Regions from separate parts of the Mus musculus genome. Here region 2 is linked to region 1. Evidence: chromatin loops called from intact Hi-C (ENCODE). Cell type or tissue: gastrocnemius. All regions are shown on one strand. Links, peaks and the distances in the headings refer to the core of each region. The heading gives the core; the rest is flanking DNA. Region 1 has its middle 22 kb from the start of Ttc32. Region 2 overlaps Gm38407 (predicted gene, 38407).

What was found. Peaks named below come from ENCODE experiments on the same cell type or tissue, not always from the same donor. Only the 100,000 strongest peaks of a DNase experiment are listed, where the experiment ranks them.
Region 2: it touches region 1 in a loop (10-fold over the local background); 17 of 42 quality-filtered maps call a loop at or near these places.

What each region holds. Positions count from the first base shown.
Region 1 is chr12:9,043,233-9,059,906 of GRCm38, forward strand. No RefSeq gene overlaps it. Among named protein-coding and RNA genes, the nearest start is that of Ttc32, 22 kb to the left of the region's middle. In gastrocnemius, for the core only: a CTCF peak has its summit at 9,017 (motif pointing right); DNase peaks (open chromatin) are centred at 9,024, 10,211 and 10,960.
Region 2 is chr12:10,528,754-10,545,427 of GRCm38, forward strand. It overlaps Gm38407 (predicted gene, 38407), which reads left to right. Exons shown (of 12, transcript NR_110487.1): 12 at 2,219-2,550. Among named protein-coding and RNA genes, the nearest start is that of Gm38407, 91 kb to the left of the region's middle. In gastrocnemius, for the core only: a CTCF peak has its summit at 8,514 (motif pointing left); DNase peaks (open chromatin) are centred at 7,324 and 8,534.

The DNA of each region.
Region 1 (16,674 bases), core at 6,712-11,711:
AGGCAGCAAGGAGAAAAGGTCAGGAAATGCAGATTCTAAACAGGTTGCCAATTACTATAATTTGCATTGGATTCACTTGGTCCAGCCTTCAACAGCCTTGGCAGGTAGTTATGAGGGGCGACTAAAGGCTAGAAGCTCTGCTCTGCAGCCCTGCTGCTCCGGTGCCTGGTGACCAGACCAGACCAGCAGTCCCGAACCTGGACCTGGTTCCTGGACCTTTGGAGAGTTGAAGATCTAGGCCCCACCTCAAAGCAGCTGAAAGTGACTTCCTTGAGTGTGGGGCCCATCGAGGAAAACAAACAAACTCCAAGGAGCTTCATCTGCACCCAAGAGTGAGAACCACTGATCTAATTAGCATCTAATTAGCATCCGATTATGCCTTCTCATTCTGCAGTAGGTATTTGTCTCTCCCACAAGGTGGGACCGGAGGGCAAGAGACCAGTTGGTTGTGGCTGGGTGCTGACCCTCTTCTAAGCCCCTGGAGACAGATGTCCTAGGATCACTGGTGAGCTTCGGATTCCTTTCCCAGTTCTGAAAAGCACGTGGGTGGTGGGGAGGAGGGGAAGGGAGCAGGGAGAGGACGTTTCTCCTGGGTCTTGGGTTGAGTCTTGAGGGGTGGTATGCTCCCATTCTTAAGTCAGAAGTCATCCTTACCATGTAGTTTTGTTATCTTGTCTCACCAGCCTGACTTGAATCAAAACTTGGTCTCTAACAGTTTTTTTTTTTTTTTCCTTTTGGTGGGTTTCCTCCCTGGAAAAAAGGTCACATTTTTCTTTTGCTATTAAAATAAAGCAATGCTGGCTCACTTGCTTTTTCTGGATCAATAGGTCTTTCATCTGGGCAGTGGCCGAGCTGGCTCCTGGGCCCCACAGTATCACTGAGAAGGAATCTCAGACATGACTAATGTATAGCCTCCTCGGCTTCCTACCCATGAGCTCTCATAAATCGCTGCTGTGTTCCATCAGCCTCAATTCCCCGGCAGAGCGGAGTCCCAGGCTGGGGAGCAGCCTGCCCCTGCCCAAGAACTCGTCCTTCTCCGGCTGTCTGCTAGCCTCCTGGTTGCCAGACCTCATTCCTTTTGAATTGCTTAATGGGTGCACAGTTTTTGTCGGGAGTCTCAGGATGCTGGAGCTGGAAGGAACTGGAAATCTTCTGCTTTTTTATTTTACTGATAGACAGATTGGGGAGGAAGTTCCCGGCTAAAGGCTATGCCGTTGGTCAATAGTAGGCCGAGGAATGGATGGATTGGCCGCTTTAGCAGTGATGGCTTCCATTTGGTGAAGCGCTTCAGTTTACACCGCTCCCACTATCCTGACACCAAACCCAAGTCCAGCCAGGGGCCGTCCTCCAGGGGAAGGGCTCGTGGAGGATGTGCTGGGCTTTCTTTCTCCATTACCATGACCAAATTATTCAACAAACAACTTAAGGGAGCAAAGCTTTCTTTTGGCTCACAGTTCAGGGGGTTTAGTCCATCAATGTTTGGCTCCACATGTTTGGGCTGAATTTCATGGTAGCAGAGGACAGATGTTCACATCATCAGTAGACAGGAAGCAGAGCTGGAACGGCTCTCTCTCCCAAGGATCCATCCTTATCGACCCACTTCTGAGAGCTAGGACCCGCTGTCCAAGGGCCCTAGAGCCTCCCAAGACATGGCCCCCAGCTGAGAACCAAGCACATGGGGACATATCAGAATCTAACTCAGGGACCGCCCACAGGCACTCAAATCAAGTTCTGAAGGCAAGCAGGAGGCCTGCAGGGCAGAGCTGAGTTGTGGGGCTGCATGTTCCAAGCTGAAGACTACAGGAAAGGACGCTGGCATAAAGGACGTCGGGAGATGGGGCATGTCAACTGTATTTCCTGGTTCTAAAAAGCCTTTTGCTATCTGATTTATAAGTATGTTAATTTTGTATAAAACCCAAAATGAGGAGTAGGGGAGAGGAGCAAGAGTGGAGACTAGAGAACCATCCAGTAAGAAGATGCTCAGAACTTTGATATGTTTTCATTGGAGCTGTATGACAGCCCTGCAAGACTAATGCTATTTCCATTTCGGGATGATAGGCAATCAAGGTGTTTGCTTAGGTTATAGTTAATGTTAGGAGACAGCCCGGTTTCCTTCCTTCCCCACTCCCTTCCCTCCCTCCCTCCCTCCCTCCCTCCCTCCCTCCCTCCCTCCCTCTCTCCCTTCCTCCCTCTCTCCCTTCCTTCCTCTGATCCTTCCTTCCTTCCTTCCTTTGGTTCTCCTCCTCCCCCTCCTCCCCCTCCTCCCCCTCCTCCCCCTCCTCCTCTCCCTCCTCCCCCTCCTCCTCCCCCTCCTCTCCCTCCTCTTCCTCCTCCTCCTCCTCCTCCTCCTCTTCCTCCTCCTCCTCCTCCTCCTCCTCCTCCTCCTCCTCCTCCTCCTCTTGCTGTACTTAAATCCCTTCAAAGGTGACCAGCTTGCTCTGGTTGACCCATCACGTTTTCATTCCAGAGTCAGTCTTACTCTTTTCCTTTTGCCTCACAGGTGACAAGAGTTCTTGCCAGGAGCCACACTGGTTTCACCGGTTCAGGCCGAGGTCCTGACTGCGGCCTCTACAGCCTCACAGTGGAGGGGGCATAGAGTGCACAGCCCCGTGTCTGGCTGCGTGCACCATTGCCAGCTGCTGACACATTAGGTTTTACTGTGGAGTACTGGTCACTAACAGGAGCATGTGCCTACTTTATTCTACTTCATTTCACACCTTCAAGAGGGTAGGCACGAGGGAAGGAAGCAGGAAGATAAGCAAGTCAGCCATGGGTGGGGCCAACTCTCCATACTTCTGCCTGGGGATAAATTTAGTGGTAAGGTTTAAAAATGCAGAATTAATTCAAGGCAAAAGGAAGGTACATCGCAGGGAAATGAGTTGCTTTATAAGCAGGCTTAGATAACAGAGAACAGGAGTGCCCACCCATGGCTTCTGCTAGGCACAGCAGTGCTGGGGTTCCGAGGGCTCATGAAGCATGTGGATAGGCAGATCTAGAGGGATGCTTGCCTTCTCTAGAAGAAGGACTGGGCAGGAGAGTGAAGCTTGAGAGATGGGGCTGCTTGTTCAAGAGAAGAGCTTCAGACTGAGGGCGTGATCTGGGACGGGGTGGGGCAGAGCTGGCAGTTGGGCAGGCATGACCATGGTGTGGGGAGGGTAAGATGGTATCATCAACCAGGTTTGGAGGTGCAGGGAGCAAGCAGGAAGCCTCCAGGAGCACAAGGGGAGAGTGGGAGGGCCGAATTGTGAGCCCAGGGAGGACCCCCTTCTCCCATTATTGCCACAGAGAGGGCAAGAGCTACTAGTTAGAGGCTCTGTGCAACTCTTAGATAAATGACATGCAAATCTTGCCTCATTAGGCCTCTCACTAAATCACCTCTTTGCATGTAAACTGTTCAGCTAATAGCTTGATGCTATTATAATTTTTTTCCCCCAAATCCCAGTACTGAGTTGGGTCCTCAACAGGGGAGAAGCCAGCATCTTGAAGCTTTTAGGGCTCAGGAGAGATTTAGGCAGCCAGGGTTCTTCACTCCCTAAGCAAATCGGCCCCCCACTCCCTTACAGCTAGCCAATACCTGATGTTCAGCTAGGTTAACGAGATGGACCACCCATTTTTACAGGGAGAAACATGGCTCTTCTGAGACATTGCATGGGCCAGGAAAGAGTGTGGGCTGAGCTGAGGGCTCCGTCCATTACAACATGATCAGGAATGTAGGCCAGCTTGGTAACTGGGCTCCAGGGGAACATTCATACGACCTCCTTCAAGGCTTGCTTCAAGACCTGGCCAGCAAGGGCTCCAAATGAGAGGCTACATTTAAGCTATTAGCTCTCCTAAGTCATCTAGTGTTCTACGCGCTCGCAGAGTTGAGATAAACACTAACCCCGGGCGCTAAGATGGATGTCACTGGGAACCAACCGGTCACGAGGAAGCTTTACAAGCAATATGAAGGGCAGAACTGTGTTCCCAAGAAGGCTGGCAGGCCTGAGAGAAAGAGTAATCAAACTACAGAGTGGGGCTAAGAGCTCACAGAGAGCAGAGTGTCCTCCCATCCCACAGGACTGGCCTGGCACCCTTAGGGCTGCGCTGGTCTCCTCTGAACTCTTCTGGGACTGGGCCGGGGCTCTCAGGGCTGTGCTGCTGCTTCTGGTGTAAAAGATTCTCTCTGTGTGAGCTGCTCTCCTCAGAGCTCTGATGACTCCCCTTAAGGTTGTTTTGGTTCTCTCAGAGTCAGGCTGGTCCTCTCAGGTCCTGTTGATACCCCAAGGTCTGGGAAAATTCCATTAGGCTTGAGTCTATCCCCTAGGGGGTGGGTTCCACGCTGTCTTCTCTACTTAATGACTCCACATGGAATTATAGTGTGGCCAATGTGTCTTTCTTGCTAGTAGGTCAGTTAGTATGGAAATAGCTACATAGTGTCCCTGAGTCAATCACTTTATTTTACTAAACCAAGTCTCTGCCAGGAGGGCTCAAGGACCTGTGTGGAGCTGGATGGAATTTTCCAAACTGGGCAAGGCCAAGGGCCATGAAGCAGAACTCTGCTGAGAAGAGAATGTGGCTGGTTGGGTGGTGGGAGTTGGGGGGTGGGATGTGTGCTTGACTAAATGTGTTTCTTACACGTGGGAGCTTTTGCATCTTCATGGGGTGGCTTCTGAGAAGTTCCTCACGAATGGACCTCATAAAGGCTACACTGTGACCAGGGAGGTGGCCAGTTAGGGAGGGAAACCAACAGTTTCCAGGTAGTAGGAAGCTCCAACAGCAGGCTTGTTTCAGAGCACCTGCCAAGGACCCAGACTTCTGGTTTGTGGGCACATAACCCACATTGCCCTTGGAACCCAGGCTGGAAGATCTAGCAAAACATCTCCTTGGCTTGAGTTCCAGATGAGCCCAGGGTGGGGGCATCGCAGAGCTGGGGAGAGTAAGGGCATCTGCACACAGCTAGACGTCCTCCCAGGACTTCTAGAGGCTGATCAGACGTCCAATGTTCATAAAACGCCTGCATAGTAGCATAGCCAGACACTAGACACGTTTGATGGGTAAAAGCCAGGCATTTTTGGCCAAAGAGCCTTCAGAACTCACCCAGCTCTGCATGCTAGGTCTTGAGTGAGAAAACGGACTGGGCCAGGCGAGACACAGCTGATCCCTGGAGAGCTGCTGAAGACTCTTGGCAGGAAGGACAGGGTGTCATCTGGTCAGCACTCAGGGTTGCTTTTAGTGTTGCCGGGGCATGGGTGGGGTGGGGGGTGGGGTGGGGGGTGGGGACACCTCTCAATCCCTGTCTTCTCAAAGGAGAGAGACAGTTTGAACAGGAGTTAATTTGGGGAAACAAACATTCCAAAGAGAGACTGAGTGGGCTTCTCCCAGGCCAGCCATAGCTTAATGGGTTTTGGTGTAGAGACTTAGTATCATTATTTGAGGTGGAATATTTATGGCGTAAAGCCTCCCTCCTTCCTGTCCCAAATTATGATGGGTTTGATCTTCCTTTAAGGCCATTTCTCTCCATGATTCCTGTCAAAGGGAAAAGGCATTGAAACCCCAATTACTATAATGCTGTTGGGTCTTCTGAGGATGCAAAGCTGCCCTTAGTGCTAATGTGTAGGAGAGTGCTATGGTGCCTTCGTTTCTGATAGATTGCACTGTCCAGGATGTTTAACCACAAGAGGCATTCTGACCCTCAGGGGACTGTCCCAGGACTGGTGAGGCATATGTAGCCAAGGAGTGTTCTGCCTCCATGGCTCAGGATTGTAGCCTTCAGGGATCATGGCAGGCTGTTGTGATCATGAACTTGTTAACATGAATGAATAGTTCTTATTATAGACTTGCATGTGCACGCGCACGCATGTGTGTATGTGTGCTTGTCCTCTTCCCCCCATCTACCCCACAGGCCTTAGAGAGGGCATCTTAGCCCCTGCTAAGACCTGGTCCAGCAGAGTCCCATACCCGGCCACTTACATTGCCTGGAGCAGAGACTATGCCTTGGAATTGGGACCAAGATTCCCTTAAGACAGGCTGGCTACTGGCTTTGACTCTGTATTTCAGGGCCCAAGAAAACAGGAGGGTGCCACCTAGCAGATAGTGGTTGTGAGGTGTGTCACCTTAAATATCTTCCTTACTGAGGTGGGTGTGGCAGATAGAGGAAGAGCAGCTCCTGGAGAGTAGGCTACACTGGAGACTCTCAAGTCCCTGTCTCCCTCTCCTCTTCCCCAGGTCAGTTCTAGACTTGCTGGGTTGGAAAAAATTTTCCTGGAGACATGGGGCCATGAATATCACAAAAGTCTTTTGTTGTTGCCCATAGGCTAGGGGCAGGCTTCATTCTGTAGAGCACTGGGGAATAGCTTCATCCCTGAGACCCACTGGGGCAACAGCTCTACAACCCATGTTCATTAGGGGGTTCATTATAAAAGGCAGGGCCCGATTCCTGCTACCTCTGTAAGAACCCCACTTGGACTTTCTGGGTTGCACATCTGTGGACTCCTTTTATATTACTCTTTATGACCTGGGAGAGTGAGGTCTCTTAGACACCTCCAACCAGGCCCAGAGTCAGGCCAGGGCCAGCAGAGAACATGCAAGGGCAGCAAGGAGAACCCGTAGCACAGAGTGGATGCACAGATAAGGAGGATGGGGCAGGGCAGTCACGTCAGCCAGGCCCAGGGGGCAGCGCTGGGCATATGTTCTGTGGGGCATTAGTCTGTGCCCCATCTAGATATCAGCTGCTGGCACTGAGCTCTAGGGCAGTATCCACACTTGTGTGTGGGTTATGTAGGGTGGACACCATTGGTGACACACTGTGGGGTGGGTACAAGCTGTAAGTGCCCGCGGTTGTTGCCCCTGGGACTGTCGAGCGACAATTGCTAGTGCTATCAAGGAACTGAATTACTGATTTCACTCACATCAATTTCAAATATAAAAATGTCAGGGCTGGGAGATGCTCAGTCTGGGAAATGCTTATCATGCAGACGGTTTGCTGGGCACCTAAAATCCAGCATCCAGGTAAAAGCTGGGTGGTGTGTAGCTATAATCCCAGCACTGGGGGTTGCTGTGGTGACAGGCAGGTTTCCTAAGCTCCCTGGTCAGCCAGCCCATCCATAAGGATGAGTTCCAGCGTCAGTGAGCAAGTGTATTAAAAGGTAAGGTGCAGAGCACTCACACACACACACACATACAAGCTTCATGCTTCACACATGTGCTTCGTGAACACATGCGTATGTACGTGGACATGTATGCAGATAGGTATCACACGCACACTTGTGATTCAGTCATTAGAAGTTGTGAAAGTGTGTTTGGGGCAACAAATTCACATTTAAAGTTTGTGCGTTGGCAACTGCGGAGCTTGTGCGATCTCAATCAAGTATTTCTGATGAAAGCGTCATGTTCAAATGGCAATACACTGCAAGTGTTAAATAAATACCAGATTGTGAATACTCTGTTCACAAAAGAAGAATGCTAACCATTGCTAACATTTTTATATTGATTATGTGTTGAAATGATAATATTTTGGATACATCGGATCAAATAAAATCACATTAAACTTACTGTCACTGGCTCCCGTCACTTTTGAGCTCTGTGGTTTGGGCAGTTTCCCCCTAAACTCTCTAGGCTTCAATTTCACCTTATCTGCAGTTACTGCAGAAAAACCCCTCTGGGCTCATCAAAGTGCTGATGGCTGAAGGAGGAGGTTTCCAGCCTCGCAGTGAGGCTGGCCTTGGAAGGGTCAGACCCCCCTCCCTCCCAGACAGGAAGCACCGCCCAGGAAGCCGTTTCCCAGGCCTCAGGATTAGCACTAGCCCGACACCCAGCCATTGCAGATGACTCTCCCTAACAAGCACAGCTTTGCACTTTCTGGAAACTCTCCCTCTGGCTGAGTGCTCCTGGCTCGTATACCTCCCAGTTCCCTGTACCTGGGTTTCCGGCTCAGGGGGGAGAGAACAGGCATGAGCCTCCCTATCTTCTCTGGGTGGTTCCAGTGTTTTCTTGGTAGCTGCCTGGGGTGAGGGTTATGGTCGACAGGAGCTTCAAGGAATGTCCAGGAAGCCAAGGAAACCGACCAGACTCAATAGCTCAGAAAGTTACAAAAGTCACAAGCACTCCTCCTCCAATTCCTACCCACTCTAGAAACCAGAGCAGTTGCTGGCAGGAGACTCTCTTCGCTGGAACTGCCTTCAAGTTGGGCAGGAGGTTTCAGGAATGCTGCTTTTCTGGGTCTGTCACTCATAGTCGGGTGGACTTTTCGGTGATACTGTGGTCTTTGAGTCACCATGCACCTGGATGCAATGCCCACCCATTCTCCTGTAAGTAAATCCAATAAACTCACTGAGTCACCTGAGTCACCAAGTCAATATTGGGAATTAGTTCTTTGGCCTGATTTTGGTTCCCTAAATAGACCCGTGTTATGCCTCCCTGGGAAAGGCCACACAACACCATTTTCTCCCTCCTGTAATTCAGGGCTAGGGAACACGAGTCCAGGCTGGGTTAGGGCTTGTTTTAGGGTTTTGAGTTCAAGCCCCAGGCTAAGGCTCTGCTGGGCACCACATTCTTGTCCCTTCCCTCCTGGAGGAGCCTGGAGGTGTGGAGTATGTGATGGCAAGAGGAAGAAAGCCTCCTGTCGGGCTTGCCAGGCACTCACTTACACAAGCTGCGTATGTTTGAAGTGACTTCTGTGTATGGGTGATTTGTTTTCCTGTATGCTGTGTGCCACATGTTAGCAGTGTCCACAAAGACCAGAAGAGGACATCGGACCTCCTCAGAACTGGAGTTTCAGACTGTTGCGAGCCACCATGTGGGTGCTGGGAATGGAGTCTGGGTCATCTCTCTCTCTAGTCCTGCAAGGTGTTTTCTTAAAATAGCTGTGCATGTGATTGGATATCTATAAAGGGAGGGGACCTTGCTGGTCTCTAGGGTCTGGAGAGTCCAGAAGATGTGGTACTTAACATCTAGCATAGCCATGGACACATGGCTAAAGGTGGCCTGCTGTTTCATAGACCTGCCTGTTGCTCTAGGCATGCCATTTGCCATATGGCCACTAGGTGTCATCATCACACCATGAGTGGGCCTCTTAGCCCGGTCTAAGAGACACATGTGCAGGACAGGGCCTAGGACAGGTGTGTGTTCTCTAGTCCAGGCTGTGTTCTGATGGCTGTGTGTCTGCCTTATTGGATTACAGTGCTGCTGCTGACTCTAATTGGGACTTTCAATAGTATGTCTTTTCCTGTGGAGAACCGCAAGTCTTACCCACTTTCTTGTGCTCTGAAATGCCCAGGCTCACCACCCCTGGGAATCAGAGGGCCAATAACTACCATCTTACTTGAGGCTTATGTAAAAGTCTCGGAGGCTCTGAGATCTTGATATATCTGACACGTTTGGAAAAATGAGCTGCCTGATCCCTACACCTCACTCATATGGGTCTGGCCTCTAGACCTGACATCAAGTAGGGGGCACGTGTAAAAAGACCCTCACTCACCACACCCATCCACAGGCAGGTTGGGATGATATGGGAGCGATATATTTGTTTTATCTTTGAAATTATAATATAATTACAACATTTCTCGTTCCCCTTTCTTACCTCGAAACCCCAGCATATCTCCTCTGCCCCCAACTCTTTTCATTCAAACTCATGGCCTTTCCCCCAGTGTTATTGCATGCTTAACATATATGTATTTACATACATACGTACAACTAAATATACTACTTGGTCCATAGAATATCACTTGTATGTATGCTTCCAGGACTGGCCATTTGGCAGTGGACAGCCATCTGGTGTGCTTTTCCTGAAGAAAACTACCCTTGGGGACTGCTATTTTGAAAGGGGTTCCTCTTGTTGGGGCTGGGCTCCTTTGTCTTAGCTCAGCCTGGTGTAGCCTCCTTCTCAGAACACAGAAGAACCACCTCTTCCCAGGCCCATAGGGGCTGAAGTTCTGACCTCCCCTCCCCCAAAGGAGATGTTATTTGGAAACAAAATCATTGTAAATAAAGGGAACAGGAAATCATATTGACTAGAGCAGGCACATTTACATACAGATTTACATACAATGGGACATTTACATACAGCTTAACCCCAGGGGATGCTGAGTGAAGACTAAGCCAGACCAGGTGATCTTAGAGAGGGCTCTGGGCCACCAGCAGCCAGAGAGGCTGGGCCGGAGGGAAGCATCTGGAGACCCCTTGAGGGTGGCCTTCTAGGTCCCAGGCGAGACTGCAGTCCCTGTTGTTTAGTGCACTATGCTTATGGCTCCCTACTAGTCAGTCTGGCAAAGCAGGGCCGGTGCCCAACTCTGCCGTCCTCCCTCCCTCCTGGACCTCAGATGTGATCAGCCAGTTCTTTGTCTCCTTATTTGGCCCTCTGGCTGAACAATTCCTCTTTATTTTCCATTCTTCTGAGCCTCATACTATACTCTCTGCCCTACCCTGCCTCGGACTCAAACAGAACCCACTCTGTCAGAAATCTGAGTTCTACCGGCTGGCAAGCAAGCCGATGAAACTGTTTACACCAAAGGGTGAGTGACTAATCCCTAGGAGACACGATTCCAGGGACGATGCGACTCTCCCACAGGGCACATACCTGTTCAAAAGGAGTTCATTAATGTCAACTTTTTGTTGAACGAAGAAGAGTTTTGTAGTGTGAACTTTTATCTCCTAAGTAATCTATCTGTTAGGCATCTCAACTGATTTTCCAAACGAGGGCTAGAGCCCTGGAGTCTTGTGTCTGGACTGGACTAGAGGCCCAGACTAGGTCAGGCTTTTGTCCAGGTGAGGGCCTTCTCTACAGGCCTACCTTGCCTGCAAACCAGTGGAGTCTAGGCCTGGCTTCCCCTTGTTCCTCTCAGGGAGCTCTGGTCACTTCTCAGCCTCTTCCCTGGCTCCACGGGGCTCCACACTAGCCTTGTAAAAGGGTAACTGCTGGCTCTGATTGGCTTCCCTTCAGCCTTTCTGACCAGACAGGTTGCCCCCAGGGATGAACCATGCTGGCTGCCAGGCCCAGTTGGCCCCCTGGGAGCAGTGCTGGCTTGAAGTGCTGGTGCCCAGAAAGAGTTGGCCCAGAGCAGGGCTCATGTCTAGTTCTAATGAGCCATGACCTGTGACCGTAAGTTGTGGAGGGCTGCTAAGGGGGCTACAGAAGGACTTGGGAGAAGTTGTAGAAGGCAGGGTTGTCATCTAAACAAGATGCCTGGGTTTTATCCAGAGGCCTTGAAAAAAGGGCTGGCATCTGGGGCTCCCACACCAATAATGTACGGAGGCCTGTTTGGCTGTGAAACTGGTAAAGGGTGGGTTGGGAATGGGGTAGACTGGATGGGCTGTCCCGCTCCACAGCCAGTCCCCTTGAGGCCCAGCAGGTTTCTCTGTAGGTCCTGACATTCCTGAGCCTGGATGAAACTTGCAGAGCAATGCCTGTTGCTGCTTTCAGTGTCCCTCAGGCCTGTGCCTGTCTCCAGGAGACCCCCCAACCAACCATTGGAGGAAGAAGGCGAAAGTCTGTCCGGTAATCCTGGGGATGCTTCCTAGAGGATGTGAAGTTTGAGCAGGCTGGACAGGGTAGCCCTGAGCAGCTCCAGGTAGAGGACAGCTGCTCTCTTGAGTTCTAACAGTGTGGGGATATATCACAACTAGCCTTTCTCTCTCCATCAGAACTATGCGTGGACTTCCAAAGCTCCAAAGATTTCTCTTGGCTTTGCTCATGGGGAATGGGGGGTCTCTCTGCTCCTGCTGTTCTCCCTGCCAGTGCTAGCCAGGTATCTAAAATCCCACCCTCACATCAGTTGCTCTCTTATCTACCCTTTGAAATGCAGAATTTTTTCCACACCCCTTAAACTACCATCCCTAGAACTCCTCTTCTCACCTACCAAACAGACTGGCTGAACCTCCAGCTTGCTAGGGAATCACATGCCAGCCACTTGAGAAGCCCGAGTGTCTGCCCAGTCCTTGGCTCAGTGACCCCCCAAGGCAACCTTTTTGCCAAGAACTGGGCAGGGACAGGATTGCCTGTTTCCCAAGAACAATCGGTACACCGTCTTGTGTGGCTCTCTCATTCCTGTTGTTTCTTGAGGCACTAGTCACTCAGGCTGTTGTTAAAAGCCTTATTTGGAGAGCCTGGCTTCCTGCTATGAAGCATCAGTTGAAGCAGCCAGGCCTGCCAGTTCAGGGACAACGCCACCAGAAACAAATCCTCATTCTGTCTCACCACAAGCGCGGGGAATTGAAGTACGCTCGGAAATACGATTCATAAATTGATGGACGCTGTTTTCCCTGTCCCTGGGCTTTAATTTCCAGAAACAAAATGTCAGTGTTATGGCTGAAGCCCTCTGAGTTTCAGAAACACATCATAACCCGAGCTGTTTATGCAGAGTTCGTATATTATATGACAAGAGTGGGTTTGAGAGTAACGAAGGGTCACAGCACTGCGGTTACATTGAAACAGGAAGATCTGAGTGTGGGATCCATCCCCCTATTGTTTATATTGCAAACCATGCCCTTATGCTCCCTCCTGGAAAAACACAGGGAGCAATGTTTCTTCTGGAAGCTGGGGCTATGGGCAACCAGCTGCCAGGGTACGCAAGGGGCTGCCATGCAGACCTCCCTCTCTGTCCATCTCTCTCTCCCTCCCTCTCTCTCTGTCTCTCTCCATCCTCCCCCCTCTCTCTGCGTACACATGTACATGTGTCTGCAAGTGTGTATGTGCATGTGTGTGGCATCTTTGTGATCAATGAGAGGTAAAACCATCAGATGTGGAAGAAGAAATGGGCTCAACATCTGTCTGCCTCTTCGGTCCAGTGAAAACTTCTGCCTCAGATTCCTCATCTGTGACAAGGGTACACGAAACCCTCATCAAAGGTCACTTGAACACTTCCTGGTCTTCGTGAAGTAAAGGAGACCCAGTCCTAGGGCAGTCGGGATTTTGGAAATGCATTCTGGGACTTCAGGTGGGCCAGATGCTGAACTTGTTTCAAATGGTGTGTGGGTTCTGGAGTCTCCCAGGTCCTGGTGGCTCTCTTTCCTCTTTTCCTTCTTCCAGGTTATGGAGACATTGCGTCTGTGCCTGGCAGCTGTGTGGGAAGGTGCTCATTCCTGGCCAGAGATGTTGGAGAACAGCTCCTACAGGGCTTTTACAACCTTGTTTATGAGAGAACAGGAGTCTGATCCCATCTCTTGATGTGATGCTCCAACATTAATAGTAAACCTTCCCTTGTTTCCTTACGGTAGTGTACACAGCTTCGCTGGATGTCCTTTATAAGGAGGAGGAAAACCAGCTTATCTGAAATGTCACATCAGGTCCTTCTGGCCTGGGGTGGGGGTGGGGGAGCAGACCTGGGCATGGTTCTAGCATGCTTTGCTGGGGAATGAGGCTGAGCAGGATTCCCTGGGAATGGAGTTCACTTCTCCCAGATGCTGGGCTCTTATTACTCCTGTTCACATTAGTATCTACTTTTAAACCTCGAAGGAGCTTCTCAGAGAGGAGTTACATTTGGAAATGGTCAAGAGTAACCTACAGACCATGTGACTTAGGGCTTGCACCCACTTAGCAGAACCTGGAGGCTGCCTTCCCTAGAGGTTCTTTGTCTATGTGAGAAGCTGGACGCAGCCACCTTGGGGCGGGGGGACGGGACAGAGTACTGGGTCCAGAAGATGTGGAAGCTTCATTAAGTATATCCAGTCTTTCACTGTAGCAAAAGGAACTCACCTCTGCAGACACTGGAGAGAGACTTCCCTGTGGCAAGGACCTGCATGGTGACTCGTTGGAAGGTGTTGTGGTTGGGCTTGGGTAGAACAATACAGAACATTCTAGAATCTTTTCCCACGCCCTCGATCCATGCCCGTCTTTGGAGCCACAAGCTTAGCAGATGGGCATGGTAAGGAAAAAAAAACTGATTATTCTTTCTGAGGTCTTCTCTGCTAACCACATGTTAAGAAGATTCTACCTTGAGCCCTTTCATCTCCAGACAGACCGACTGGAGACAGAGGAACAGAAGGAAGGGATTCTGAAGTCGTGAGAAGTGACGAGTGGGCCATGATGACAAACGTGCTTGCACAGCAAGCGTGCAGAGTCTCCACCCTTAGTACAGGAGCATCTCTGAGCTGCCTCCTGGGCAGACACACTTTACGTTGAGAAATGGGAAATGGACCATCTTCACAGTCGGACTTGCTTCTGTTGTCTGCTGGTCACTGTGAATGATGCTTTGAAATGCATGGTTGTGTAAGGACAGCCTGCTTTGCCAGGTGCCACTGGACCCTGCAGCATGCCTCTCTGACAGAATGTGGATAACCAAGCAATGGGAAATGTTTGTGGTCTTTCTGGAGAGATCACTCTATGGTGGGCTCTTTAGACTCACTGTTGATTTGGGGAAATTTTCCTTTTGTCCTGAGGAAGCATGGAATCTGCACATTACGTCCTTACAATAATATCTTGCCATGATACGGGATTTCTGGACCCCTGGGCATTGGGAAACAATGTTTGGCATTAGGTGATAAATACTCTGCAAATGTTCCCCCAAATGTTCTTGAGGCCAAGCCTCCCCACCTGGCAGACTCTTGCTGCAAGCTGGACAGCGGTGTCTCCAATACCTCATTCACTTTTTTTGGGGTATGTGGTATTAACTTTAAAAATCATCTTACTATTATTAATGTTGCTTTTTGTGTATGATGCATGTGTGTGCATCTTCATATGCACGGGCACGGACACGGACACTCTTGCTGTGGTGTGTGTATGGAGGCCAGAGGACCCCTTAGTGGGATTGGTTCATTCTCTCTACATTCCTGAGCGTCCAAGCTCATGCTCCCATGCCCTTGCTGCAGGCGCCTTTACCCTCAGAGGCATCTCATTGTCCTTCTTTTTTTTTTTTTTAAAACAAGGTCTTGGTATATATACCAAGCTTGCCTTGAACTCACTATGCAGCTCAGGTTGTCTTTGAACTTGTGGGGATTCTCCTGCCTCAGTCTCCTAAATGCAGGGATTGCAAACATGAGCTTCTATGGCAGGTTCCTCACTACTCATTGTTCACTGTCTTTATAGCACTGGGGGCTGAACACAGGGTCTTCTAGATGCTAGGCAAGTGGTAGAACACACTAAGCTGTACCCACAATCCTATTTATTCTTCATTTTGTGATACAGTTTCGCTAATTTGCCCAGGCTAGCCTTGAACTCATTCTGCTGCCCAGGCAGGCCTCAAACTTGCATCCCTTTTCCCATCGCAACCTCTGGAGCAGCTGGGACCACAGGACCCACGGTCAGACGAGACTCCCTTTAGTCATCTTTAAAGCTGTCTTGTGTCCAGGGACTGAAGATGGCATGCTGGCCAGGTGTGGACATGGAGTCTGATGTGAGTTCATGGCGATGCTATAGCTTGCTTTCCTGGTGCTATTCTCATGGGGCCTCACTCTTGTGGGCATGAGAACAGGATGAGCCAGCAGAGATGCTGGGGCACATCTGCGTCCTGTGAAGGCTGACTCTGACTGTCCCATGCAGCAGGCTCTACCAGGACAGTTTGCAGCAGGAGCTGAGGTGGACTGAATCGGGATACTCACTTTCCTCGGAATGATTGCGTTAACCCAGGGCTCTGACTATCAACAAGGACGGGGCTGTGGTGAGCCTGGAGAGCCAGTTTTTAAAAAGTTAATACGAAGAAAGGAGACAGATGAAGGAAAGATTTCCCCCTTACTTTTTCTTAAAAGGTAATTTGGACCAAAAAAAAAAAAAAAAAAAAACCCAAAAAAACCCTCCACCCTTTGAAATGTTGCCAGCAGTGAACGAGTCGGGAGTAGAGAGAGTTCAGAAGTTAGAGCCCTCCTCTGGTTTCAGAAAGGGTTCTTAATGATTCTTTCCGATCATTCAGCAGGAACACATATCCTCGACATTTCTCCAAAATTTGATTTTGTTCTCCATTTCAAGGGGGAAAAATATTGTGAACACTCTGGCCCTGGCTTCCTTGACCAGGGCGATTTCTCAGGAAACAGATGCATTGAGCTAGATTTTCAAGCTGCTTTCAGAGAAGCCGGCTGTCCCCATGCCATGAGGGAACTGCCCGTGGCGTGGGCTTCTGGGCTGGGGTCTAGAAGGAACTGCATATAAATTAGATTCAAACATAATTGATATTTAAATCTCTTCCTGGAAATTTGAACTTTGATAGTTTATATCTCTGCTTAATAGCATATTAAATCATTTTATAATCCTTAACAACTGTTTAATCTTTTCATTGTTGAAAAGTGAGGTAATTGATCTAAACCATGTTGGAATATGCCAGGAAAAACTTATTTAATATACCACCCTCGCCATGCATTCAGGGCTTCCGGGGGGCCCATATGTGTTTAGGGTGGCCTGTCTCTCCTGCAGTGGGGTTTCACAGAGAGCCTGGGACTGTGGGCTGCTGGGGGTAGTAGGATGGAGGCTGGAGCCTGGGATTTGGCCTTTAGGCTAGGGTATTGTCGCCGTCTAGGGTTTTGGCTCCTAATTGGGCACTGTTGAAAGCAAGCTCTTCTGGCCAGCAGACTGTTCTATGATTCTTTACTCTCCAGCAAGGTTGTTTGTGGGACATTTCAGTCCACAGTACTCATGGCTGGGAAGGAGGAAGCCAGAGTGAGTGAGCTAGTGAGGGAGAGAGGGTAAGAGAATGAGCAAACTTTGTTGTTCCAGAAAACAAGTGTGCCTTCTCCTTGGGAATGACACCAGAGAATATTTTCTAAATGAAGTATGTT
Region 2 (16,674 bases), core at 5,224-10,223, 1.5 Mb after region 1:
AGCTCACCTGGCCCTCCCAAAACCCAGGAGGGATTACTAGTCCTCTGTTTCCACCAAACTTTCAATGACATATGGGGACCTTGACCTGGAGAAATTGCAACCAACCATAGGTAGGTAGGTCCAAGTCAAAACAAAGTTCACTCCAGAATTCCCAAAGCCATCTGCCTCTCACAGCACATAACATGTGTGTATGTTTCTCTTTTACAAAGCTCTAATTGGGTGCCCTCTTTCACAGGCCAATGTGGCCTGCATTTTTTCAGGTGTCTCTCAGTCTATTTAGAGTAATGATCTCAGATTCATCTCCCCAAATTAAAGTTGTGTTCAAGCTCAGAATCCTATGGTCTATAGAAGCCTTTATCTTCCATGATTATTCTACACAGACTTCAGGGACACCAACAATCTGCCAGACACCTCTTGCTGTCCTAAAGGGATGGCTTGTTTCCAGTTACCACTTCCCACTACAATCAGCCTTGCCTTTCCCTTCTTCCAACACCCTGTCCTTCCCGAGGCCCAACTTGAATCTCATGTCCTTCATTAATCTCTTTCTGGAAACTTCCAGTAGACAGTTCATGTCTTTCCCGCTTTACATTCCACTGAGCACTATCTGTAACTCCCATAAATGACAAAGCTTTGCTTTGTAGCTGATGCCAGGGCCTTACTTTCCTTATCAGAGTGTCAACTTCTGGAGTTGATGGATAGTCTCCTCTTTATGTTTTTATTTCCCATCTCCCAATGCATAGAACAAGCATAGGTAGCCTCTGGAAAATAAAGTATTTATTAATACTTTACTAGTGAATAAATAAGTGAGCAGTGAAGGAAAGCTTATTGAGGAGTAAACGATGGGATGGCTTCCCCCTTTGACAGTCTTCATTTTCCAAAACACTTTGTCCTTTCCATTTTTTTCTTTTTTTGCTTGTTTTTCTGCCAATCAACACACACACACACACACACACACACACACACACACACACACCAGAAGACTGAGTCCTGAGATCCCACTAGCAACACACTATGGGTTAAGATATTACTCTTTGGTTGGTGGTTTAGTCCCTGGGAGCTTTTCTGGGTCTGGTTGGTTGATATTGTTGTTATTCCTATGATGTCACAAATCCCTTTAGCTCCTACAGTCCTTGTCCCAACTTCTCCATTGGGGTCCCCATGCTCTGTCCAATGTTTGGCTGTGTACATCCACATCTGTATTGGTCAGGCTCTGGTAGAGCCTCTCAGGGGACAACTATACCAGGCTCCTGTCAGTAAGCACTTCTTGCCATCAGCAATATTGTCTGGGTTTGTTGCCTGCAGATAGGATGGGTCCCTAGGTGGGGCTGTCTCTGTGTGGCCTTTCCTTCAGTCTCTGTTCCTCTCTTTGTCCTTTCATTTCCTTTTAACAGAAGGAATTCTAGATTAATATTTTTGAGGTGGGTAGGTGGTCCCATTCCTCAACTGGGGACCGTGCCTATTTATTGGATATAGTCTACAGGTTCTCTCTCCCCTTTATTGAGATTTCAGCTAATGTCCTCCCTGTTAGGTCCTGGGAGTCTCTTGGGTCCCTGGTATCTGGGACATTTTAGTGGCTACTCCCAGTTCCCCTCTCCCCACTGCTACACACCTACTTTCAAATCCTGACCCTCTGTACTTCTAAACCAACAACCGAAGAGTACACATGGGGGGGACTCATGGCTCTACCTGGGTATGTAGCAGAGGGTTGCCTTAGCTGGCATCACTGGTAGGGGAGCCCCTTAGTCCTGTGGTGGCTCAATGACCCAGGGTAGGGGAATGCTAGGGTGCTGAGGCAGGAGTGGATGTGGGGGGGAGAGTACCCTCATAGAGGCAGGGGATGGGGAGAGGATAGAGATATTGTGGAGGGAAATCTGGGAAGAAGGATACCATTTGAAATGTAAATAAGTATAATAACCAATAAAAAGTGAAAAAAGATATGCCTTTGACTCCTGAAAGAAAGAAATGATGCTCTTAGGAACAGATTCATCTTAAAGAAACGGACCCTGCCTATGGTGAGTAAAGGCCTTGAGAATTTCCCCTTGCATTGCACAAACAGTTATAACATTGTGTGATGTGGGAGGGTGTGAAAGTGTTAGCTGAAGGTAGCATCATAGACGCATGAATACAACTGATTTTCAGCTCTCAGGGTTGGTCTTACAGTCTGTGTAGGTCTATCTACAAATCTTTAGATCTGTATTCTTTTCCTTGCCCGTTACAGATAGACTGTCTTTCTACATGGGCCTGGGATTTCTAAACTGAAACCCGGGAGGAAAGAGCACATGGCATATCATCCCTCTGTCCAGGGAAGTCTTTGTCCTTGATGGACATCATCAGAAAGAAGAAGAACAGCATGTGACATGTGGAAAGAATGGAACACTCCAGAACTTCTTGCCCCAACAGTTAAACATTATTTTAGAGAGGGCTGTGTGCCAGTTTGCTAGAATTGAATGCATCAGATTTCTAACATCTAATAACAGATGTTCTGGCTACATTTCATGAAATCATTTAATATTGCTTTATGCTGCGGTAATAAAAATGTCATCTGGCTCTACTCGGCCCAGGTTGCATATCTTCCTCAAAGGGTCAAAATGATTTGATGCAGTTCTTGGATCAAAGGGGCTGATGGTGCCTGAATCTTACAGGCTAGTGGACAGGATATGATCTAAGAAGGGACATGTGCTGCTGCCCTAATGTGTGCTTTATATCCAATAGTCAAGGTATGCCTCTGACCCCTAAGCTTGCACAGATTTGAATTCTAAGTGTAAAAGTAGTTTTGGGGAAGCTCACACTTTCTATTCCCCTCATATCTCACATCTGGCAGCATGAGTGTATGAGGAATGCTAAAATAGGTGGACCAAACATGCAGGATGTAACTGGCATGGTACCAGACTTTATCACCAAGGACTTGGAGCAGAATAAGCAAGTAGAGATGATTTGGTCTCTCAAAATAGGCATTGCAGGAGAGTTAGAATTATTCACTGAGGCAGGGGAAGAGAAAATGCATTTAATGAAGCCTGACTATAAATTAGAAGACCTTGCAACACCAAGAGATGGTGAAGCTGTCAAGATGACTTGAAGATTGAAATAACTAAGTTCATCAAGAAATAAAGTAGATAACAGTAAGCCAGGGGGGTTTATTCAGTTCAGAACATATCTAAAGTAAAAACCAAACAAAGGACAAGGTGGGGTGCAAGAGAAAAATTCTGGGCTCCCTGTGGACTATTCTAGAAACAAATTAAAGGAAATAAAGGGAAATTTAGAGACTATAAAAATGAACATGTTTCATAAGGTTTTAAAGAGTAAAAAATCCTCCACAGAAACTATGATACTGATGCTTCCTAAAATCAAAGACCAATATTGAATACCAGCAATGGTGGCACATCAGCTATTTAATCCTACAGCTGTCTACTACATGGGCTCAGAATCCTAGAGGAAAACAATACTGCCTTTTCCTTTCCATTTTCATTGTCAATTTGACTGGGCCTGGAATCACCTTGAAGTTGTACATCTGGGCACATCTTAAAGGGTGTTCCTAGGGACATATAAGTGAGAGAAGAAGATAGACCTATCCTGAATGTGATAGTAACATCCTATAGGCTAGGGACCTGAATTGAATAAAAAGAAATTCAAGGAAGAAGTTGACACAGTGCAATCAGTCACTCCCTACACCTACTAAATGATCTCATGTTATAAGCTGACATAAGTCACTCTTTAAGTTCTTTTCCATGTATTTTATCACAATGTTCAATGTACATAATATACAAGAAAAGTAAATAAACCTTGAAGCCAAATTAATGCCTGCAGCAATAATAATTGCAAAGGATTTTTGTATCTCAGAGAATAGTAGCTAAAGCCTATTGTGAGGGTGGTGTGGCATTTTAAAACCTCTGCACAGTATGAAACAATTACAAGAATAAACAGATAAACTAAAGAACAGAATAAAAATATTTCCAGGCTATTGACTTGCAAGGAATTGATATTCAGAATATATAAAGAATACAACTAGCAAAAGAACAAATAATCCAACTTGCAAATGGGCAAATTGATTATCCATTTGAAAAATAACACACACATATGAAAACAACAGCAGCAGCAGCAGCAACAACCATAAGCAGTTGCTAAATGTGTGGGGGAAACATCAAGATATTTAGTCATCAGGAAGATGCAAATTAATCCTACTCTAAGTCTCGTTCATTCTCTTCTTTATTTTTGAGAATTTAATAGATGTGTACAATAAAATATCATTTCTTCCATTATTCCCATTCATGGCTCCCCTACCCCCTTTGGATAGCCTACTACGTCCAGTTAGTCCTGCCTTTATGTGTATGGGTGGGGCCATTCTGTGGAGCATGGGAAAACTATTAGGGCCATAATATCAATACAGAATGATTATTTGCTAGGAACTATCACTACCAATAGCTCCTCATATGAAGTGGGACCTTGAGATCATCTACTCTATGTATGCCAAGATTTTGACTGCTGAGAGTTAATAAGTTCAATAGCCATATCACATCCGGAAAACATCATCATTTCTCCTGTCTTCCAGATCTGACATTCTTTCTTCCTCCTCTCCTTCTAATGTTCCCTGAACTTGCTGGAGATGAGGTTTTGTTTAGGGCTGAGCTCTTGGTCCCTTATTCTCAGTGCTGTGAATAGCAACTCATCTCTCCATGATTGCTTACAGTACAGGGAAAAAAAAAAAAAAAAAAACAAAACCTCTCTGACCAAGGTTGAGACCTCGGGTCTGTCTGCCAGGAGACAAGCAACCTTGAGAAGTCTGGGATGCTACCTTGGGATTCTATTTCACCCTTGTCTGATGGCTATCATCAAGAAAACAAAAATGGTAAGGAGCATTATTGACTAAATCATAAAGTAGTCAGTTCACAATGGGAATTAGTATGGCAAAAGCCTCAAAAAAAACTAAGAAGAGAACTAGACTATGACCTTGTTACATCACTCCAGAACGTACATATAAAGAAACAAAATCTGTATACATGCCCAAATATGCAAGCTTATTGTAGCACTAGTCACTATAGCCAATTTATGCAACAGCCTTGATATCTGATGATGAATGAATGACTGAAGTATGGCTTATGTACACAATGGGTGTTATTATTTAGCCATGAAAAAGAATGAAACTATTTAATTTGCAGAGAAAATAATTGAGTGAAAATTGAGATCATATTACATAAAATAGCTAAATTCATGTAAGAACATATCTTACATATTTTCTCTCATATGCAGAATTTAGACTTTTAAAGAAAAAAAATCAAACAAGACCCACCCCATGGGAGACAGCCAAGCCCGACACTTTCATGATATTCTGCTATGCTTGCAGACAAGAGGCTACCATAACTGTATTCTGAGACGCTCCATCCAGCGACTGATGGAAGCAGATGCAAAGACCCATAGCCAAAACATAGGTGGAGCTCAGGAAGTCCTGTGGAAGAGCTGTGGGAAGCACTGAGGGGGAGCTGGAAGGATCAAGGATACCACAGGATGACCTACAGAGGAAACTAATCTGTGCCTATGAGGCGCACAGAGACTAAACCACCAACCAAAGAGCATGCGTGGGCGGGATCTAGACATCCTGTCAGAAGTAGCAGATGCATAGCTTGCTCTTCATATGGGTCCCTTAACAATTGGAGCAGGAACTCTCTCTGACTCTGTTGCCTGCCTTTAGATTGCTTTCCCACAGCTGGGCTTCCTTGTCTGGCTTCAATGGGAGAGGGTGCACTCAGTCTTGCTGAGATGTAAGAGGGTAGGCTGGTAGCCGTGGAAGGCCTCCTCTTATCTGAGGAAAAGAGGATGGGGAATGGAGGAGGGTGTGTGAGAGTGGAACTGGGACGAGAGTAGCGAAATGTCTGTGATCAGGCTGTAAAGTGAATGAATGAATGAATAAATAAATTGGTGAAGAAAAATAGAAAAAAAATCAGACAAGAAAGTAAAGGATAGTAATTGGGAAGAGGAAAGGAACCAATGAGAGGAGCCAAGGAGGACAAAGGAAGTGGGTGTGGTTAAAAAGCACTATATATATATATATATATATATATATATGAAAGTATTAAGATGGAATGCACTATTTTACATAATCAACATGTGTTAATATTGCAAATATTATAATATTAGTATACATATAACTAAAAACCTTTTTTTTTCTGAAGGAAAGTAGACAGCCACCAAGGAGTTGAACCTGAGATGGCCTGGATGGAAAAGGTCCTTGCTGCCAAGGCCAAGGACCTGAGTTCAAACCACAGGTCCTTCTAACCTCTTCATATAGGTAGATACACAAACACATAAACAAAAATAAACAAATAAAATGTAAAAGTGGATCTAACATTTAATATTCAATGTAAAGATTGAATGCTAACTTTCCTTTTCTTGTACCTTGAGCCAGGTAGGTGCTGCCTCTAACTGATTCATGAAGAATATCCGAGAAAGTACAGTAATGGAGATAATTTGCTGTGGTTTATGTTTGACATGGTCTAGTGTGCTGTGTCAGGGCGGTGGTGTGAAGCAGGATGCGAGGCTAGTAGGAAGCTTCCGTCAATGGCATGCATCCCTGAAGTGGGTTAGAGGACGTTTGTCCCTTGGTTCTTTCTGCCTCTGGCTTCCCAGGTATGGGATGAGTGGTTTGTCTCAGTCACTCTCATGACACACTGCGTTTTCCAAAATATAAGGCTAACTGATCATCAATGGAACACTCTAAAACTGTGAGCCAATATAGTCATGTTCTCTAGATATCTCTAGATAGTTGTGGATCTCGGTGTTGACCGAGTGATCAGAAGCTAGCAGTCAGTAATGTGGAGAGCTCGGCTAGTTTCATGCTCTGTGCCAGTTGAGTTTTTTGAGTCTTTTTATGTTGCTTTCTCTTACAATTATCTTAGAATACAATTACTTCCTTACCTGTCTTTGATCACATTGTTTATGAGACTAGTAGGAGCCAAACTACTTCACCATGACACTGAATCCCTACCACTGACCAGAGGAGCAGAGTTGATTTCTATGAGCCTGGGAAACCTGCTGGAAATACCAGACCTCTTCCTCTGAGCCCTAGCACAGGTGAATAATGGCTTTTTAAAACTCTTTATTTTAGGAAGCTGAATTGATATATTGAAACATGGTCCCAGGAGCTGGATGTGAACTGTCCAGCTAGAAGAGTAAAGAAGCCTGCAGAGGTACCCAACTCTAACGCCACCTGAGACCCCTTCCTGGCTCTGCCTTGTGTAAAGATCCACACAAGGTCCTCAAATGAAGAGCAGGGGCTGTAGATCTCCGCTGGGTCCAGGTCCAACACATGAAACTCCAGCTGTCTGGTGATGGGCTTTCTGGGCCAAGGCCAAGGCAATGGTATGCTCCTCACAGGTAGTCTTTTCCCGTTTCTGAGGCTCCCCAAGGTGTATTCAATAATGCGCTCCTCATCCTGAAGCAGATGGGAAAGTGTTTTAAAAGGTGCCAGGTTTATTTATGGAAGCAGGAGACAGCATTTAAGAGATGCGCTTTGCCAATGTGAAATGTGAACTCTCAAAACAGGAAGTGTGCTTTACTGCCCATTTATTTTATTGCTGTATCAGCTGCCCAGAGCTGAGGAATCCTTCCTCTCAGGCATTATTTATTTTCTAACTTCTGAACTAGAACGTCTTGACCATCGGTTCATCCGACTCCTTGAAGCCCGATTCCAACTCCGACCATGTGCCCTGTGCCTTACTGTCGTCCGGAATGCTTCACGGAGAGCACTGGAGACATTGGAAAAACATTGCTCAGCCAGCGTCTTTGTGTTTATGTACACGAGAAGCTGAAAACAATGAAACCAAATGATAATAGATGGTAAACATTGTAAATGCTTCTTAGAATGATGGAGAAATTACGAACTCTTCTCTTCTATCTTAAGACGCTTGGAAACACTGAATCATCACTGAAGCCACATGACATTCTCCGTGGAAGAAAATAGCTAGTTAAATTGAATTTGTCATTTTGCCGCTGGTAGTGATAGTAAGGAAACAAAACAATTTACTGTGTTCTTCAGTTTATGCTATTTTCATCTGCTAAGATGTAAAAGGCTTTATTAAATAGGCCAGTAATAACCAGCTAGAAGCACTTTGATATCAGAATAGCCTTGTATGTACACAAGCACAAGAGTAGAGTACAGAAGCCTCATGTCTTCTTACAGGTTCTATTAAAGAGGTAGATATCTCTGTCATTGAGAACTGAGAAGGAATCCAGAGAGGGAGAAATGGAACTTGCCATCTACATGCATTAGGGAATCCACAGATTCTGAGTATAAACAGACAACACAATCACATTCAGAAATGCATACAAACATATGCATGAAAATTTGTATGTGCTTGGTACTTCTCTATTATATCTTAAAAAGACTTAGTATTTACTTCATCTTTAAAGAAGATTTTTCTCAGTCTAGTCTATTGGAGACTTCCTGAAGATGTGTGCTTTCACACTTGGACCACCTGGTCCATGGAAACTTACATTCCTGGGAAACACACTCAGGCGGCACATGTGTTACAATGGCGCCACCTTCTGGACACTCCTGATATACCTTTCCTTGTTTCACAGTGGCTCTCCGTTGACCACAGGAAAGTCAATAATCTGACACTTGAGCCTTTTATGATCTAGCACAAGCTCATGTTCAGGAGTGATCGCCTCATAACATGCACATAGGTGATCTCTGAGTGAGTTTAAATGTATATGCATCCTCATTATCAACTCAATGAAGCAAACCAAGACAGGAACTACATATTGGTTCTATGGCTCAGTCCTAAACTGTGAGGATGAGTGAGAATAGAAAGCCTTGATACTTATAAAATACTGGTCATACGTGCTCATGACAACCTGAATATGCTTCTTGATGGTGTTTAGAAGTTTAAATAAAAAAGAAAGCAAGAAGAAAATAGACAACAGGATATGGATCTGAACTCAAAATGAACATGGAAAAATGTGTAGAAAAAATCTTGCAGGAAGTGTCCCAGTGAGTAAAGCACCTGCTATACAAGTGTGAGTGCCTCCATTTGAATCCCCACAATCTAAGCCAATCTGGGCACAGCTGTGCACATCTATCTGCATGTGCACTGATCTCTAGGAGAGATGAGAGGTACAGTCAGGAGGATCCAAGAATCACACTATCCAACTATTCTGGGGTTCACATAAGCAAGTTGCATATATATCTTATCTCAAATGAAGTAGGAGATGAAAACCAGCATATAAGGTTCTCCTCTAATTTCCTCATATACAGAAGCATGTGTATGCCTTTGAAACACATGCATACACACACACCTATACACACAAGCACAAATACCATATACAACATCACATATACATAAAATGAAAGTGGAAAATTCACAAATGACAAAAATGCAAAGTAAAGTCTAGCAATGTTAAACTTGACTGTTAAACATCAAGAGATTATTACTGAAATGATAATAATCATTATAATAATAGTCTTGTTGCCTAGAAAACAGGCAACTTTACCCTTCCACATGACATCGGTTCTAGAAAGAAATCTTAGTATTCACTGTGGATCTTATAAATATGATTATAGTTTAACCTAGAAATTGTGTTTGCAAACTTATCTCCAACGTGTATCACCAATTTGCTGTAACATTTGCTAAAATAATGGTCAGTTTACCATTAATCTTCATAGAAAAAAGTGAAACATGTCATATGAATAGCCATAAGAGATTGCTATATATAAATAAACATTAGAATTGATAATATAGTAGTTATGTAAAATAGACATACATTTTACATGTCTACTGTTAATATGACATTATTTGGTGAAAACAAGCATATTATGTTTGATAATATTTTTTCTTTTAAAACATGTATAGTAATCAATGCCTATCCCAAATATTAATGCTGCCTTACGTATGAACTGTAAAAATGGCTGCATGTTTCAACCTGACAATCGCAATATAAGACTTCCATCCAAGTGAAACGGCCTCATGAAATAATAATATTATATATAAACATATTTATTGATAAATTACTAGTAGTAAAATTTCTGGGACTAATGTAAACATCCAAGAAGAGATGACTAGTAAAGAATGTCTAGGATATGCATTCAAAGGAAACTAAAGTCATTAAAATGACTGAGAAACCTACATGGCAAGATGTTAAGTGCCTATTACACAATGTTAAGTGAGAGAAAAATCTAATGAAACAATGGCTTTGTGAGGTAACGATTACATGCAAACAGGACTGTGGTGTATGTAATGTGCATACACAGAAGTCAACAGTCCAGGCAGACCTGAATTCCACTGTAGCTTTGCTCAGGTTAAGGTACTCAGCCCCACTCAGTATGGAAGACTAGAATGTCTAGGTGCCCTTTGTGAAAGAAAACTGGGAAGTTGAAGGCCTGAACAGAAGCAGAAAGATCTCTTGTCCTCAGGCTGCTTCCTGGGAAAGTTTCTTCACAGAAACCCTGCTGCTTTGCTATCTTTCTCAAAAGATGACATGGCTTTCTTTCCTCAAAGGACAAAACAAAAATGAAGCTGTCAATGGTGATGTATCAGAAAACAAGCCTGCCTCTGACTTTGTTCTGACACATTGGACTCACTGACTAAAGATTTTATAGCAGGACCTGAGGTCTTCAGCTTATACATTTTAATCCACTTGTAATGTCCCCTGTACTATGTCCTGTGTCCTGAGTCCAACCCTCAGGAAGTGATCTGGAAGAACCAGATCCAAATAAGAAAGAGATTTAAAGAAAGAGACAAATTGGGCTTAAACTGAAGAGAGAACCATAAGCCAACCCCTTGATGCATTCCCTGGAAAGGCAGATCCTCCAAGGACATGCCTCTGCTCTCAGAGAGGTTGGCCTGGCAATTCGCTTACACACTCCACTTGGAGAAAATTCTTTTCAGCACTCGCCAAAAATGCTGGTCCAGGTTTCTTTGCCTAGCAGCCTTGAAAGCTTGCACACATTTAGAGAAAATACTTTCAAATGACTCTGGGGTTCTGCTTTATGTTTCATATTCCTTTGAACTTATTACCTCTTTACAATGTCTTGGATTATTAGTTTGGGAACATTTAAACTTAATGACTATATGGAAAGTAAAACAACACTTTGAAGTTTCCCAAGTCATTCATTTCTCCCTTTCATACACAAGAGGTTAGAGAAGGTTGGATGATGCCAGACCGAGTCATTTCAGGAATAAATAACTTATTTGGGGGTCTATGTAGATAGTGGCTCTAGGGTGGAGGAGAAGATAGATCAACTATGGAATGCCCAAGACAACCAAAGCCGTGATTAATGAGGGTCAACTTTAAAGCAGAGGACACTCAGATATGATTACTTCATCCAGATACCAGAGTCTGTCTGTTCTGGGCTACCCAGATATGAACTCCTGAGGCTTTTCATTCCCAAGTCTTGTTGGTTTCAGGATGCACTGACAATAAAAGAGATATGCTGAAGATTTCCTCTGGCTATAAGTAATAGAACCTGAAGATCCATAAATGTAAGGATGATAGTCTTTAAAGAAATTTGGCAAGTGTGTCCAGAAGGTCGAAGTTCAGGAGATCCATTTGGGTATCTTTGTGCTCTTCGATATGACAGTCCCATATGCTATTACATTTTATGTTCATTTGATTCCTTTTTTCTGTAGATAAGATCTTGGAAACTATTGTGGGATAGTATTCTCTGCAGTATATAGCAGACTTAGAAGGACATATGGAGCCAAGAAACTAGAGAGACATGTTCATACTAGGTTTCTTAGATGCTCCAATAGATGTTTAAGGGATGGAAGCCAACTATAAAAATCTTCTTAATTCTCATCAAATAAACAGCATAGCAATGGGGACCAAGAATAAAATCTCTAAAACATAACATAGTATTCAGCAGAGATCCAAGAATACTATTTCTCAATTTGCTATCCAAGAAAAAGCTAAATATATATTTATTGGCAGCATATATATGCATTGAAAAGTGTGCTGAATGTGGAAAGCAATAATATCATCTCTCATAGAGTTTATGAATTCAAGAGACATGATTGATATATGTAGATAATAAAGAATGAGTGATGCACCTGTAGTTATTCAGTTATTGAGCCACTCATTTGTTAAACACCTAATGTAGGCTTCTTACTAATCATGGTAATACAACTTTCCAGTTCTAACAAAATTTCTTTTCTAGAGCAGTGGTTTTAAACCTGAGTGTCAAAACTCCTTTAGCAAGCCTGTATTCCCCAAAATCTTATGATTATTTATGTTTGATAATATTATGATTCATTATGACTCACAACAGTAGGGAAATTACAGTTATGAAGTAGCAACAAAAATAATTGTATGGTTGGGGGGTCGCCATAACACTAGAAAACGTATTGAAGGTCACAGCATTAAGAAGGTTCAGAACCACTTTTCTAGAGAAAAGTCATAGACAATAATGATTATCTTATTTTTTTAAAGTAGTAAAGAAATAGAAGAGGATACTATGACCCAGCATGTGTGGAAATGAAGTTGATCAAAGAACCTCTCACTAAGGAAACACTTAAAGCTCAAATTGTATTTGCCAGGCCCTGGCATAGCCTCATAAGAGACAGCTATATCAGGGTCCTTTCAGCAAAATCTTGTTGGTATATGCAATGTGCTCACAGTCAGCTATTGGATAGAACACAGGGCCCCCAATGGAGGAGCTAGAGAAAGTACCCAAGGAGCTAAAGGGGTCTGCAACCCTATAGGTGGAACAACAATATGAACTAATCAGTACCCCCCGGAGCTCGTGTGTCTAGCTGCATATGTAGCAGAAGATGGCCTAGTCGGCCATCATTGGGAAGAGAGGCCCCTTGGTCTTGCAAACTTTATATGCCTCAGTACAGGGAATGCCAGGGCCAAGAAGTGGGAGTGGGTGGGTAGGGGAGTGTGGGTGGGAGGGTCTGGGGGACTATTGGGATAGCATTTGAAAGGTACATGAAGAAAATACCTAATCAAAAATAAATAAATAAATAAAAAAGCTCAAATTGTAAAGACAGATTTATCAAAGATAAATGAGAACTGTTGAGTTTACCCTTTCTGCTCATGTGAGCATGGCTGTAGAACTATCTACTGAGCATACTGGGTTCACCAGCAACTACACAACTGAAGAGAATGGCTCTGGGTTAGCTAGAAGATAAGAGAGGGCAAAAGCCAGTACAATCAGAATTTTTATTTACTTGTATGAACTTGTCAAAGAATTTACTAAAAACATACGTAAATGAGGAGAATGTTTCCAGGTAGAGATGTAAGACCTGGGCCTGAAACATATTTATTCCATCAGATAGCAAGGCCTTCTGGTTATAGTTAACATCCTGCAAAGAGGAAATAGAGAATAAAAGTGATTTCAGAAAAGAATGTAGGATAAAGGTGGTATGAAAAACGTTAGGTGAGGAAACTAAGTTTTAGTTTTATGTAGAATACATTGACAATTGTAGATTTTCTTTTTAAAGCAATGAAGTAACACAGTTGATGTTTTCGAGAAGTCCTTTTGCTGTATAAGTTTCCTCCAGAAAGAAACTTTCCACTCTGCCTGGGCACTCCTTGATCAGGAATGTAAACAGCATAAAATGCCTTCAGGAAGTCCCTGAAACTAACTATTCAGTAGGCCCCACACTGTCAGAGTAAGCAAAGAAAGGCGAGTTTCTCTTAGCCAAGCCAAGCTGCACAGAAGAATGTGAGACCAGAGCAGAAATCTGGAAGAAGCAAAAGTCATCATAATGGCTGCTGGGAAGTGGTTTATATCAGTGAACTCACTTAGAACTCTCTTCACCTGCTGAACTACCTAAAGTGTGTTTATTGTTCAGTATGCTCTGGGTTCTCAGCTTTTGTGAATGCTGGGGTGGGTTTTCATGATGGAGCTGTCTTTGAGTCATTATTTCTCCTGTAAATCACCCCCGCCCATATTCCTTTAAGTAACACCAATAAAACTTAGTGGTTCACAAAGTTAGATTTAGGAAGTATTCATACTTTGGTCTGCTGTAGACTCCCCATCTGTGTGTGCTGGGTCTCACAAGGAAAAGTTTGGTAGAGAACTGATGTAGGGAGGGTGGGACTCTTGAGAAGGGCATCACAACTGTTCAAGAGAGAAATCCTAAGGTAAGGACAGGGTTGAAACAGTAAGGTTAAGAGAATACAGATGAGATTGACTGTAGAACCTGTAGAACTTGCTGAAGTACTGAAAAGTGGCCCTCGTACAGGGGCCAAAGATATCCCAAGGGATGAGTTAGAAATGCTTATGTTTTTGCATGGTTGAATGAATCTAGAGTAGAATATCCCAAGAGAAACAGGTGGTTTGGAGATAGTTTCTAAGAGGGAAACCTGGTCCTGATCTTTAAGAATGGGTAAGATGTGAACATGTGCAATGATGAGTTGTTGAGGATGACTTCAGGGGCAGATTGATAATGTTGTGTGAGTTCATATATCTCACTAACCAGTCATTAGTAATATTTTGTAACTTCAGGTGTATTTTTATGTTAAGATAATGGTGATAGTTGTGACTCATTTTGATTCAATCAATCTCTCCTGTTTTTCTTAAACTATGATGGTTTTATGAATAATTGTAGGCCCATGAATTGGTGGATTGGCACGTTCTGTAGCACTGCACTGAGTTACTTACACCACACCTGTCACCTCATTCTTAAAATTAATGCTGCGTGCCTTGTTAGTACTCACCACTCTGAACCAAAGATACTGATTAATCCCCATGTCTTTCTGTCTCAATAGATTCTGAATTCCTTAAGAATGAGGCTGAAACAACTTTTTTTTTTGCTTGGATTTCTATGGTCTAACTTGGAGGTGGTGATGAGAGTGAGGACTGTGCAAAGATTTGTTCAGTAAACAAATCCACACTTCATCTTCTCGTTGGGATTTGTTGGATTTCCACTTATTGGTTACAAAATCATACAGAATGAGTCTCAAAACATATTTGTACTTGAACTTGAAAATTCAAAAAGGACTCACATAAATTAAGGATTTTAGGTCTGCCATGAATCTCATTAGAAAAAGACACAGAGTGGAAAGTTCATGTGAAGACTGAAATATGTATTGGACTTCAGTTGTCATGAAGTAAGGAATATTTGATGTCACCAAAAGCAGAAAGAGTAATGGAGGGTTCCCTCTTGGGGCATTGGAAGAAGCCGAAGTCTGACAGTATATCATGATTTGGGACTTTTAGTCTACAATCACTGTGAGACAGTAAAGTTTTGTTGCTGGAATAAATTTGGATATTTTGATATATCTGCCCTTGAGAACCCACATGTAATCTTTAGACAAACTTCAATTAAGCCACCAGTGGGGAGCTTCCTGTCCAAAACAGCAGAGTCTGGACTAGAGCAGGAGAAGCTAAGGGCTTTACCAGAAATAGTTAACAGGGTTTTCAACTGAGCTCTGGCTTGTTTAGAGCCCTGTGGAACCAATGATCATCCACCCTAATTCCAAGATTGTATAAGAGTATTGTGCATCCACTACAACAAAAATATACCATTGGAAGTAACTTCATCTTCAGTTCTAAATCCATTCGACGTCTACAGCCTAGTCAACTTCAAGCATTCTGATTGGATTTGGAACACCCGAGAATGCCCTAGAAATAGTTGAAATGACATCCTCAGAGGCAAGAAGAGCCTTGAGCATCCATCCAAGCAGTTGACTAAATTTTCCTAACATTTCAACCACCTCATTTTGGAGGGAAAGAGAGAAATGTTCAGACTGTTGATAGTTGTGTTGGTTTATTTTGCTTGTCCCTGGTGTGCCAAACATAGACAACAAAGAGAAGTATAGGGTGGGAGTGAATAGGAATGGCTGAGGGTTAGCAGTAAAATACAAGGAAAAGATAGAGAAAGAAAACCCACAAGTCAGAGGAAGGTACCTAAGGGCATTAATACTGAGCTGTGGGATTCTAAGTTCAAGTGGTGATTTGATTCTGATTTGATCTCTCCCTCTCTTGGATCTTGTAATATCAGATTCCCATGCAAACAAGGGAGCTCCAAGAGTCTATTTCCAGGTAAAATATTTTAGAAATGCTTCTCTTTTATTTGTAATAGATTAAAAATCAGACAGCAAAAGTTCTTTCTCTGAGGATTTTAAACAATTAGATACTCCCGTATTAAATGATGCCGATGATACAATTTCATACAAAAAGTTTAATGGCTTATCTTTTTATATCCAACTTCTAAAATGTCTCCAATTGGCTGACTGCCTTAGTCAGGGTTTCTATTCCTGAACAAACATCATGACCAGGAAGCAAGTTGGGGAGGAAAGGGTTTATTCGGCTTACACTTCCATACTGTTCATCACCAAAGGAAGTCAGGACTGGAACTCAAGCAGGTCAGAAAGCAGGAGCTGATGCAGAGGCCAAGGAGGGATGTTCTTTACTGGTTTGCTTCCCCTGGCTTGCTCAGCCTGCTCTCTTATAGAACCCAAGACCACCAGCCTAGAGATGTTCCCACCCACAAGGGGCCTTTCCCCCTTGATCACTAATTGAGAAAATGCCTTACAGTTGGATCTGATGGAGGCATTTCCTCAACTGAAGCTCCTTTCTTGGTGATAACTCCAGCTGTGTCAAGTTGACACAAAACTAGCCAGTACAATTGACCCCTTGTCAACTTGACACACAAACACATCACTAGTAAGCCACAACCCTTACATTCTTATTCATCCCCAAGATCTAAATAACTTTAAATGTCCCTCAGTCTT